Regions from separate parts of the Homo sapiens genome. Here all the other regions are linked to region 3. The links are chromatin contacts, found by Hi-C or POLR2A ChIA-PET in ENCODE. All regions are on one chromosome and are shown on one strand. The core of a region is the stretch at or near the end of the contact, and the rest is flanking DNA. Distances in the headings are between cores, read along the strand shown.

Region 1 (3,534 bases), core at 142-2,641, 2.3 Mb before region 3:
CCCTGTGTCCATGGACACACTCACACCTCACATCACCTTTACCCTTCGTCCACTAAGCCTCTGACAGTGCTAAGACACTTCCCCACCACTCCTTCCTGGGCCCAGACAGACACGCAATTCTCATCTCCTTTAGGCCAGGCTCAGGTATTCCACAGTCCTTCCTCCGTTAGATACCCTCAGGTCCTTCCTCCACTCTGCCCTCATTAGCATATACTGGGTCCCAAACTACCTAGACCTTCGAGGCCACAGGCATACACCCTCTACAGCCATGACCCCCACTGGCGCACACACCACACTCGAGTCCTTCAGCTACCTGCCCTCCACAAGCACACACTGCATTCTCACACACTGCAGGCCCCACGGACAGACACGCAGTATTAACACCATCCAGGGCCTCATCGCCACGCACCAGGCCTCAGAGCCCTGACCCCACCAACACACGTTCTGGTACCTGTGCCACCCTGTCCCCCATGAACACACACCGGGCCTCTCTGCGGACATAATCCCTATGAGCATGTCTTAGAACTTCCTCGACACCCTACCCCCCGTTATACACCCTCGGGTCCCTCACCCGCTCCGCACCCCGCCCTCCTTCCACAAGCACACACGGGGCCTTGAACCTTACACGACTTATTGGCGTGAGGCTTACTGCCACATGCTCCGACCCCCATCAGCAACCCCCCCAAGTCTTTCACCCCATTGTCACCCATTTCCACACCCTTTGGTCCTTTGACTCCCCCAGGTCCCCATTAGCACCCACAGCACTACCCAACCCCAGCTCCCAGGACAGGCCCAGGGCGGGGCCAAGGTCAGGGAGGCCCCAAATGACCCCCCGCCCCGGTGCATTCTGGGAAATTCGCCGGGGGTGGGGGCACCTGCCAGCCCCGCAGCCCAGACCCCTGGGCACCGCCCGAGGTGGGTTCTGAAGGAGGAGGGGCAGCCTCCACGCCTCGGGGACGCGCTCACCGGCGGGGGCGCGCGAGCAACCTCAGAGCCGCGGGGCCGGCGCGGCGGCGCCTGGGGCGGCGGCCCGGGATGAGGCCGCGCGACCTCCTTCTCCTCCTGTTCGCCGCAGGCGCCCGTCCCAGTAGTCTTCAGCCATGGTTGCTGGGCCCGGGCCGCCGCCGGCTGAGGAGGAGGAGGCGGCGGCGGCGGCGGTGGCTGAGGCGGAGGCGGCGTCCCGCTCAGCCGGCCATGAGCTTGGCCGCTGCGGGCGATGCCCCCGGACTCGTTGGCGCCGGCTTGAATCCGAGTGCTCACGGCGGCTCGCGGCACAGAGCGGTCTGATCGCGGAGTGGCGGCGGATCCCAGGGCCGAACAGCCAACGGCCCAACCGCCGCGCGCGCCGCGCTCCGCGCATGCGCACGCAGGCGCTCGGAAGGGTGAAGTGGAAAGGAGGGGACTCACCTCGGACTGCATGTACCAAAGGACCCGTCCGCAGCGGGAGGGGACGCGGCCATCGCGAGCCCAGAGGAGGATGCGGCGCCAAGCCGGAGACGGCACCAGGGAGAACTGTGGAGGCTGTTTAGTACTCAGTTCCGATCTTGGCAGAAGTTTGCTAGCGCCTAGGTGAGCAGTGGCCAGTAACCTGGCGCGTCAATCACCACTCGTTCCCCCTACTCGGTCTCACTTGGTACATCCCCATGGTGGCAAACGGGACTTTTGCAAGGAGGAAAAAAGACAAATGAAGCACTCAGTTCTAGTCCCTTGAGGTGCTTGGGGAGGAAGGCATTTTAAAGGTTCGCGAGAAGATGACTTTTCGAGGAGAGGCAGCCTGAAGAGTTATTGGCCTTTACCACCTTAGCTAGGACGGCCTATCCCCGCCCAACTGCCCCCTCCACCGCTACCTCATTCCCGTAGTGAACGTGTGCAGCCCCGCCCTTTGAGGTTGTCGCCCAGCCAATCTGATTTGCTCTCTGTGGCGAGGCCGAGCAAGAATAAAGGGCGTGGCTGACTGAAGAGGCGTGATTTCGCTCTCTACCCGACTCCGCACGCCTCCGCCCAGGTTTCATAGGTTTTCACCGTCGGCGGGGGTGGGGTCTCCTTTTTGTTCTGAGCTCCTCCTTCGCTATAGGCCGAATATTCCGCAAGGTGATTGGTCATAATTGCGCTCAATCGAGTCTCGTCCCGCCTTTAGCCCGCCCTCCATCTCATACAGCGGGCCTCCCGGGGTGGAACCCAGGCTGAGAAAGAAGGAAAGAGGCGGATCCTTAGAGGCGCAGGAGCCGCTACTGCGCATGCTTGGAACTTCGAGCGGGGCGGAGCCTCTTTTCTGCCTCACACGAGTATTTGCATAGGCGCCGTGCGTTGGATTTTCCTGCCACCTCTCTTGCCCGGCACAGCCCCTCCCGTGCCTCCCCTCACTCTGAGGGTTTTTTGTTTTGTTTTGATGTCAGTCAACACAAGTAGAACACTCCGCGGTTTTATTTCCATTTTATTTATTGGGCGCATGTTGTGTGCCAAGTACTACCAGGCCGACCTAATCCTTCACTTCCTTCTGCCTGGAAAACCACACTATCCCCAAGTCCAGCTCAAAGGGCTGCAACCTCCAGCAGGCCTTCTGGCACATCCTTACACTACCCTGTTCCAAGGCAGCCTCCCCGCCTCTTCCGGGCTTCCCTTTATGGCAGCCTTGATCACAGCAGTTAGGATTTTCAGTAAGGTTTACATTAGTGAGATTTCCCGGGCCATGATGGGAGTGGAAATATTTGACAAAGATAAAAGTCCTCGCCTTGGCATAGAACAGGCTCATCACTTCTCTGACCTCATCTCTTCCTCTTCTTCCCCTGACTCACTGCCACCATACTAGCGCTCTTTCTAGCTGTTTGAGTGAAACGGGCACAATCCAGCCTCAGGGGTTTTGCATTTGCTGTGGTTCCCTTTGCCTGGAATGCTGCTGGCCCACATCCACGTGCCTCATTCTCTCACTTCTTCCAGGTGCTTGCTTCAAAGTCATCTCCATGAAGCCTTTCCGATTTAAAAATTCCTACCTGCACTGCCATCATTCCAGATCCCCAGATCGGGCTCTATTCCTCGCCTTTTGAAGAGCACTGATCAACTTCTAAGGTACAATTTGCTTACTGTGTTTATAATCTATTCTGGGTGTCAACCTAGCAGAACGTAAAACCCCAAGAGGACAGGGATCTTTGTTTTATCCACTGCTGTCTCACGTGCCTAGAAAGTGACTGGCACACAGCACACAACAAATGTTTGTTGAATGCCTGCCAGAGCAGGCCAAGAAAATAAAATGATCAGAAGGAGGTGGGCAAATAGTTCCAGGCAGTGACAAGAGAAACCTTTGTCCCACCCTATCCTTTGTGGCTGCTGGGTGCAGGGGGCTCGGTGCAATGACGCAACCCCCGCCTGCTAAGCCCTGATCTCCCATCTGGCTGGTGTTAACAATGGTAGACTGGTAGACAAACCGCAGAAGTAAAATGGAATGAGGTGGAGGGGGAACAACTAAGATGCAACCAGGATTCATGCATGACTCAAAAGCTTGTTTTGATGGAGAAGGGTGTCAGGCACGAATAAGGT
Region 2 (3,858 bases), core at 28-2,527, 2.9 Mb after region 3:
GGAGTGGTCAAGGGTTTGCACGAAACGTTTCTGAAGAGAAAATAGGCTGTGAGTCTCCACATCACCCCCTCCACTTTGGTATTAATAAATACTTTTTTTAAAAAAAATACTGCACTGAGAAATTTACCAGACGATTTCTGGAAACTGACTTATGAACTAATTGGGCACTTTTGCTGTGCGGAGGAACAAAGACACTATTGGTCTTCAACTGAGGCATATACCTGTCTGATGGCGCTGGCTCATTCCGCACATGCTCAGTTGAACAGAAATCTTCATATTGAATGCAACCTAGCACAGCGGCAACACCCAGAACCTCACTCCCTGGCTGCTCCTGTGCCTGCACTCCCTCTAGTTGCATTCTGTTCCTGACAAGTCTAACATTTATAGGGAGTATAGAGAGCAGAGTAGGTCCTGGGAGTTTGAGGACAATATACAAATGAGCTTAAAGTCACGGTTTGTCCCTGCCTTCCTAGCTTCTCTCTAGGTTGGTCTCTAGTGAGGGTAGGCGCTGGATAGATATTTGTTGAGTTTGGGGCAGAACGTGGGAGAAGCTGTCTCTATAGATGACCGTTTGCTGTCGCACACCTTCCTAGGCAGTTTTTGTTTAGTCCTTTTCTTGGACGACCTCCCCTTACCCCCAGCCCTCATCTTCATTAAGGAATGACAGGGTAGCACTAAAAGCATCCGCTGCCAAGCACGGATTCAGTGACAACCTCTCTCCACCTCTCTTTTAGCTTTCTCATTCATTAGCACCCTTTCCCTGCCTCTTTTCCCAGCAAAAAACTGGGAAAGGCTCCCTGCGATTACAAAAGAAGGAAAGGGGAGCGGCCAGAGTTTCGTGCCTCTTGCCGGACAACGAGCGTGCAGCCGTGGACCTTTTGTCTCCAGCCCCTTTCGCGGCTTGGTCGCGGCTAGGCGCGGAGGCGACGACCCCAACCAGCCCCGCCTCGGCAGCTGCAGCCGGCGCGCCCCACTCAACCCCCCGCGCCCTCTAGAATCCCGGTGCCCGCCCGTTCGCCGTGACGCGGCCGGCGCCCCGCGCATGCGCCGCTCGGCCCGCTCCCCTTTCCCTGGGCCACCGCCTCCCGACCGGTTGGAGTGGGCGGAGCCTGTGGTTCTGGAAGCCGCGCCGCCGACGGGGGAGGAGGGCGTGTCTGCGCGAGGCGGGTGAGCGGGGCTGGCGAGCCGGTCGGCTGCTGAGGCGTAGGGGCGGAGCAGAAGGCGGCGGCCGCGGCTCCCGCCCGCACAGAGCGCCGGTCCCGCGAAGCCCCCTCCCACTCCCGGGCGGGCGGTGGCGGCTGCGGGAGGAGGAGAAAGAGGAGGGAGCGTCTCTGCCGCCGCCTCCTGGTCCCCAGCGCCGATCCGCCGCCGCCGCCACCTCCCTCCGCGGCGATCCTCGCTCCATGGTCCTGCCGCGGCCCCCTCTGTAGCCCGAGCTGCTCCGCGACGCGACGGAGCCGGCCTCGGACAGAGGGAGCGGTCGCGGCCTCGCGGCCCGCGCGGGCTGACGAGCGGAGAGCGCGACGCCGCGCGGTCCCCGAGGATCCGCACGCCGGGCAGCGCGGCCCGAGCAGCGCGAGAAGCAGCGGGCGGGCGGGCGGCGCCGGGCCCGGGCCGCCCTCGCTCCCGCGCCCCGGCCCCGCCGCCCGCGCCGGGGCGGTCGCCTGCAGAGGAAGGCGCCGCAGTCTCTGGGCCTCGCGGCCCCACTCGAGCGTCCTCGGCACCGAGGGCTCGCGGGTCCTGAGGGGAGGAGGCGATCCCGGGGCTGGGCACTGAGCTCTTGGGCGCCCCCACCCCCGTTTTCGAAGCCCTCCACGCTGCGGCCGCTATCCCCTCCGGACCATGGCCGACGACGACGTGCTGTTCGAGGATGTGTACGAGCTGTGCGAGGTGATCGGAAAGTGAGTCTCCACGCGAGGGAGCGGGAGTGTGGAAAAATGCATTTCAGTGATGCCCCGGTCTTCCCGCACCCGCTCGGGGCCTGCCCCCTGCCCTCCCTCCTTCCCCTCTTCCCCTCTCGTCCTTCTCATCCTGGAGTATTTATAGACGTGTACCTGGAGCTCCTGCCAGGCGGGGGCCTGGGGGTTCTCAGCGGTCCATTGAGGCCACCGAGCCGAGGTTGGCCACCCCGTAAGGCGTGGGGCCGGCTGCCTGCATTTTATCTGACGGTTGCACAGGGACGTGGCACAGCCGATTTTATAGTTGCTTCAGTTGGGGTTATTGTTACCTTGCATGTACCATAGACCATTTTTGAAACAGAGCAGCTTGCATTTCCTTTGCTTGTGTGGTGAGAGAGTCCAGGGTTTTAATTGTGGGGTGTGTGTCTATTGTGCGGGATATTAGACAGATGCCTTTGTGTACACCCCATGCTCGGATTGGAGGGGGTCATTTAAGACGGGGTGCTTTCAGTTTCAGCAAATTCCCTCCTGGTGTACACGAACGTGGAAAGAGTTGGGGGCATTCGAATTTTTAATGCCTTGTTATGCAATGACTGTTCAATCAGTGCTCGAGACTCCCCTCGACTGTTGTTGGGATGGTGGTTAGCGTGGTAGAGCCGTCTGCTTTGAGTCACCGGGCTGGTCTAGAATATAGAACTGACAGTCCAAATGCTCATCCTTTCATCTGTGTTGTATAATTACGCTGGGGAAAAGCAGGGAATCAGATTAATCACAGTGCTGATTGAGAATTAAATCTGCAGTTCCTCATCTAATTGTCCATTCCTTAAATCTATTTTGAATAGTTTCCTTTTCATTCTTGTCAAACAGTACTCCAAGTGCACAATCCTGCTAATTTGCTTGTGAAGGAAATGCTGGCAATCTGAAGTTGATTTCCTAACACAGCGTGTATTCTGCGGCTTTAGAAGTTGAGGAGATAAGATTTAAGAGCAAATTTTTGCTTAATAAGGATCGCTAGAGCTAACATTGAAATATCTTACCTCTTTTTTTTTTTTTTTTTTTTTTTGGAAGCGGTGCTTTATTGTCTATTTTAAGGTCCACAGTTGGGAAATGAAACCAAGACCTTAAAGCAGTTGGCCCTATCTCTTTTAAGTTGTCTGCAGTACTCAATTTCAATTTGAGTGCTAATTTGTTTCCTTTTCTTTCCATATTGAGGTATTACAGTGTTGCCTCACATGGTGAAATTGTGGGTAGAGCTTGCTACACACTTTACTCAGACCCAATTGATGTGAGGACATGTTACTCCTTGCCCTATTGTTACATGACCAGCCAGACTTAAAAGGAAAGTATCCAAATGTGTCCTGTTAAAGTGCTTGTGGAAGTGTTCTAGAACAGCACTGTCCAAAAGATATATTATGAGCCACATTTGTAATTTAAAATTTTCTAGTAGCCACATTTAATAAAAACATACAGGTGCAATTAATTTTAATAAAATATTTTATTTAACCCTGTAGATCCAAACTTAACATTTCAACATGTAATCAATATGAAAAAATATTAATGAAATATTTTACATCTTTTATGCTAAGTCTTTGAAATCCCAATGTGTATTTTACACTAATAGCACATCTCAATTCTGACACTAAGCTACATTTCTGATGAAAATCAGAAATACTTAATCTGTATTTAGGTTTCATAAAATTTGCGTTTGCAAAAGTATATTCACATACCCAAGTTGTTCCCAATATACATAAAAGTTTTCCAATAACCGAATCAAGTACCTTTTTCTAAATTTAAATTTTAATTAATTAAAATTAAATACAATTCAAAATTCAGTTTCCCAGTCGGACCAGCCACGTTTCAGGTGCCCAGTAGCCACATGTGAATAGCACAGTTCTAGAGAGAAAAATGCATCAAAAATCTCCTTGGTTTCCTCATTCTTAGGAGCACCCAGTGAAGATAA
Region 3 (3,451 bases), core at 799-3,298:
GTTAGACTTATTTCAAACTTGCGTCTCAACTGCAACAATAAAGCTAGGTGTCAAATGCAAAGCTATGATTTCAGCTAGAAAAGAAAATGTCTAACGGATACAACACCCATAGCACACACTCCAACTTTCACGGTCCCAATTACGAAGAAAGTATTCAAATACCATTGCAATCAGATTTTGGTCAGGAAATATAAACTGATGCATACAGATTGAGACTCCAGCCTTTGTTCAATAGCTTACAGATGGATAACTAAATGTGCTACAGGTTGATAAGCATTTACCAGGCTTATGCATGCTGCTTCCAAGCTTATGAAAGGTATAAGAATTCTATATGCAAATAATCTTGGGTAATTTTTTTTAAACACCACTGAGCTACACACTCCGAAGGAAAGGCTTATTCACGGCTACTATTTATTTCCATGTTTACCTCTACACCCTCCCCCTAACCCCCCCCTTCACTTTCTCCTCCCACCCTGTCCCGCCATCTTGGGCCGATAGGAGCAGCCATTACTTAACTAAATGACAGTGCCAACAACTTTCCACACAAATAAAAAAAGACTACACCCCGAATCCTCCCCAGCCTCCCCTGTCAGACACACAGGAAATGAGGCTCCAGGAAGAGAACACGTTTACAAATAACTACGGTATTTCTATGCCAAAAAGACCCAAAAAGTAAACAAGTCACCTAACTTCAGGTAACACACACTGCAATCGAGATACATGTCAACAGCCCAATGCAAACTCTTCACCGACCTAAACTCCGTGAAACTTCCCCCTTCTGGGAGCGGGGACACAAGAAAGCCTAAAACATTTGGTTAGCAGTAGGCATCACGAACAGCCTGCTTGAAGGAAAAGAATTTTTTTAAACCCGTAGAGGCAAGTTAAGTCCGAAATTTGGGAAAATCTGAACACACTCACGATCCCTTGACCCTAAACAGGCACCTCGAAGATCATCGGCCTACCCTCAAAAAGCTGTAAAATAGCAGGCAGTTGTGTCGACCCAGTTGAGCCCGGCCCCAAAGCGATCCCGTCTCTGTTCCTCCAGCTACAAGAGGAAAAGAGCGATTTCGCAAGGGAGCAAGCAGGGTACCCGGGGGTGGGGGGAGAGCAGAGGCAGGAAATAGTTTCCGGAAGCCCCTCGACCATCGTCCGTGGCCACAATGAGCACAGACCCGGCCGCGGGGCCCGGGGCGAGCGCGGCGCCGGCCAGGGAGACGGTGTCCGCGCTCCGACTCGCAGCTGCCTTACCTTGCCCAGTAGGGCCTTCGTCCTGGCGCCATCTTCATGAAATCTCACGAACCCAAAGAGGCGGCTGTGGAGACAGACACAGTTTACTCGTTAACGCTCAGGGAACGCCACCGACCCGTCCCTGCCCGAGCCCGAGGCCCCAGCGGAGGCGGCGCGAAGAGCGCCAAACCGAGGTGCCCGCCCCGCCGCCGCCAGAGACAAGCCGCGCTCGGTCCTCCCGGGAGAGCGGCTACTGCCCGTCCGGAGCCGACCGGGCGAGTGACGGCGGCCCGTACCTGTCCAGTCCGCCGAGCGCCTCCCTCTCCTCGGCTGTCAGGCTGGGGGACGCCTCCTCGCTCTCGCCGCTCGCTTTTCCCGCCGCCATTTTCTTTTCCTCATCACCGAAAGCGGCGGCGGCAGCGGCGGCGGTAGCGAGCGACACTCCGCAGGATTTCATGGAAACGCAGCGAATTCACAACTCCAACGCCGACACCCCCCCTCGGACCGGGGCCCGCAGTGACGCCCCCAATCTGCGCGCGGGACCAGCACACCAACTTTATCGCCGCCTCCTCCTCCGCCGCGGGCGGCGGCGACGAAAAATCCCAACGCGGCGGCGGTGAAGGCGGCGGCGGCGGCGGCAGGGGCTGCGGAGCCCCCGGGTCGGCAGCGGCGGCTTTCGGCTGTAGGGTCACATCGCGGGGTTGGGCAGGGGGCAGCCACAGGCGGGGACGGCGGGAACGGCCGGAGCGCGCGGGGCTGGGGAGCACTGAGGGGATTCGTTGGAGACACAAACTTCCCCGGCACCAGCACAAAGTTGTTGTAATTGTGTCACACAGCGAACCCCACGCCGCCGCCGTGACCCCCCCTCCCCGCCCGGCTGGCGCCACCAATCGGCGCGGCCCGCACGCCTCACGTGACCTTTGTTGACTCACGTCAGCCGTGGCTCCACTTAACTTGCTAGCTGCCCGAGCCCCGCCCACCGAGGCCGCCACCGAGATGGGAGCGGGACGCAGGCCAATTCTAGCCGGTGGTTGGCTGCTGGGCGCGTCTGTCGGGGGAAGGGTTGTCACCGAGAGGGAGCTTCCTGTTAGGTTGTGCTGGTTAAATACACTGGGGCAGAGAATGGAGGGTCCGGGCCGTGTCACCTCGGGAACCGCGGCGGGCTCTGGAGGGGGAGGGGAGTGGTGGGGAAGGGCGAGGTCCGGCACCGCCCGCGGCGGGCGCGAGCGGCGGGCGAAGACGCCAAGGACGGCATTTGCCTGCCCGCGAGCTCTGGGATGTGCCCAGACCGCGGCTCCGGCCGTCCCGCGCGCGCTCCAGGGGTCCCGGGACCCCACAGGGCCTGGTACAGGTCGCGTAGCCGGGAGGCGGCGCACGGCCCTCGACCTCTGCCCTCCGAAGAAGGCTCAGACTTTTGGCACTGCTGGAAATAATGGCCTCCGCGAGGAGGGCGCTCGGGGAGCGGCTGCCGGTCCCGTGCCCCGCGGTCCGGGTGCCGCCCTAGGCCAGACCTGCGCTGGCAGCCCCGATCACCTCACCCGCGCCGAAAGTGAAGGGGGAAGGGCTCCCCTGACCCCCGCCCATACGCCCCAGGCCGGAGGGAATGAAGAGTCGCCCGCGGGGCCTGGCTTGCCGACCATGGCTCCCCACCGCCAAAGGTCTGTCTGTTGGCGGCACTTTGGGGCCAGATTTTCGTGCTGTGTTTACCCTGTGTCTTATCAGTAGTTCATTACAGTCTTACAAGAAAAAGCAATGAGAAATTGTGAAGCGGGATCTGCAGAATGTTGGGTTCTATTGCCATGATTTCAGTGGAGCCTTCTTACAAAAGTAGGGGCTGCTTGTGGACAGACCTGAGAGAAGACATAATTAAATCATCACAGCTGGTGGCCCAAGAAATCCTTTCTATCCCCCAAAACCTGCAGGTTTGTAACCCCTAGACAACAGTAACATTTTGTTGTTCTGTCTCTCAGGTGCAGGGGAAAGGCTTTAGTCTGACTTTTAATCTTTACTATAGGTGAAAAAAAAATAGGCCTTTCGACTACTCTTCTCAAAAGGCAAATTTATTTACTAAGCTGTATGTCTTATAACAGGGATAGGAAAAAATTGATAGACATATAAGGACAAGATTCTGTTTATAAACGGAGTTTTTTATATTTTCAATAGGTTTTCCACCTGTAACCAATAAAAATTATATATTTAAACTTGGATTTCAAAATATGACGAA

The links. Hi-C counts contacts between places; a loop is a spot of excess contacts on that map. ChIA-PET counts read pairs that join two places held with the same protein, here RNA polymerase II (POLR2A). Pooled maps may share reads with other maps.
Region 1: a loop to region 3 is called in a map of gastrocnemius medialis, with 12 times the contacts of the local background. The contact joins the promoter of CDK16 here to the promoter of KDM6A in region 3. A Hi-C loop is called at or near these places in 2 of 168 maps with a recorded cell type or tissue (gastrocnemius medialis and sigmoid colon), 1 of 37 single-sample maps with no recorded cell type and 10 of 50 pooled maps.
Region 2: a loop to region 3 is called in a map of CD4-positive, alpha-beta memory T cell, with 15 times the contacts of the local background. The contact joins the promoter of CASK here to the promoter of KDM6A in region 3. A Hi-C loop is called at or near these places in 2 of 168 maps with a recorded cell type or tissue (CD4-positive, alpha-beta memory T cell and naive thymus-derived CD4-positive, alpha-beta T cell) and 9 of 50 pooled maps. POLR2A ChIA-PET finds 5 or more read pairs at or near these places in 2 of 52 experiments (T-cell and WTC11).

Annotation. Positions count from the first base shown.
Region 1 is chrX:47,216,538-47,220,071 of GRCh38, reverse strand. CDK16 (cyclin dependent kinase 16) reads right to left here and starts at 1,391. Exons shown (of 16, transcript NM_006201.5): 1 at 967-1,391. It overlaps LOC105373194 (a long non-coding RNA gene), which reads left to right and starts at 1,422. Exons shown (of 3, transcript XR_949047.4): 1 at 1,422-1,569; 2 at 2,938-3,066. RefSeq lists silencers at 878-947, 958-1,067, 1,088-1,247, 1,948-2,057 and enhancers at 665-1,304, 1,448-1,517, 1,638-1,757.
Region 2 is chrX:41,920,973-41,924,830 of GRCh38, reverse strand. CASK (calcium/calmodulin dependent serine protein kinase) reads left to right here and starts at 1,277. Exons shown (of 27, transcript NM_001367721.1): 1 at 1,277-1,901. The coding sequence starts at 1,843. RefSeq lists silencers at 923-1,502, 1,773-1,822.
Region 3 is chrX:44,871,785-44,875,235 of GRCh38, reverse strand. KDM6A (lysine demethylase 6A) reads right to left here and starts at 2,048. Exons shown (of 30, transcript NM_001291415.2): 1 at 1,524-2,048; 2 at 1,249-1,312. The coding sequence starts at 1,684. RefSeq lists silencers at 1,049-1,148, 1,159-1,238, 1,279-1,538, 1,879-2,108, 2,359-2,858.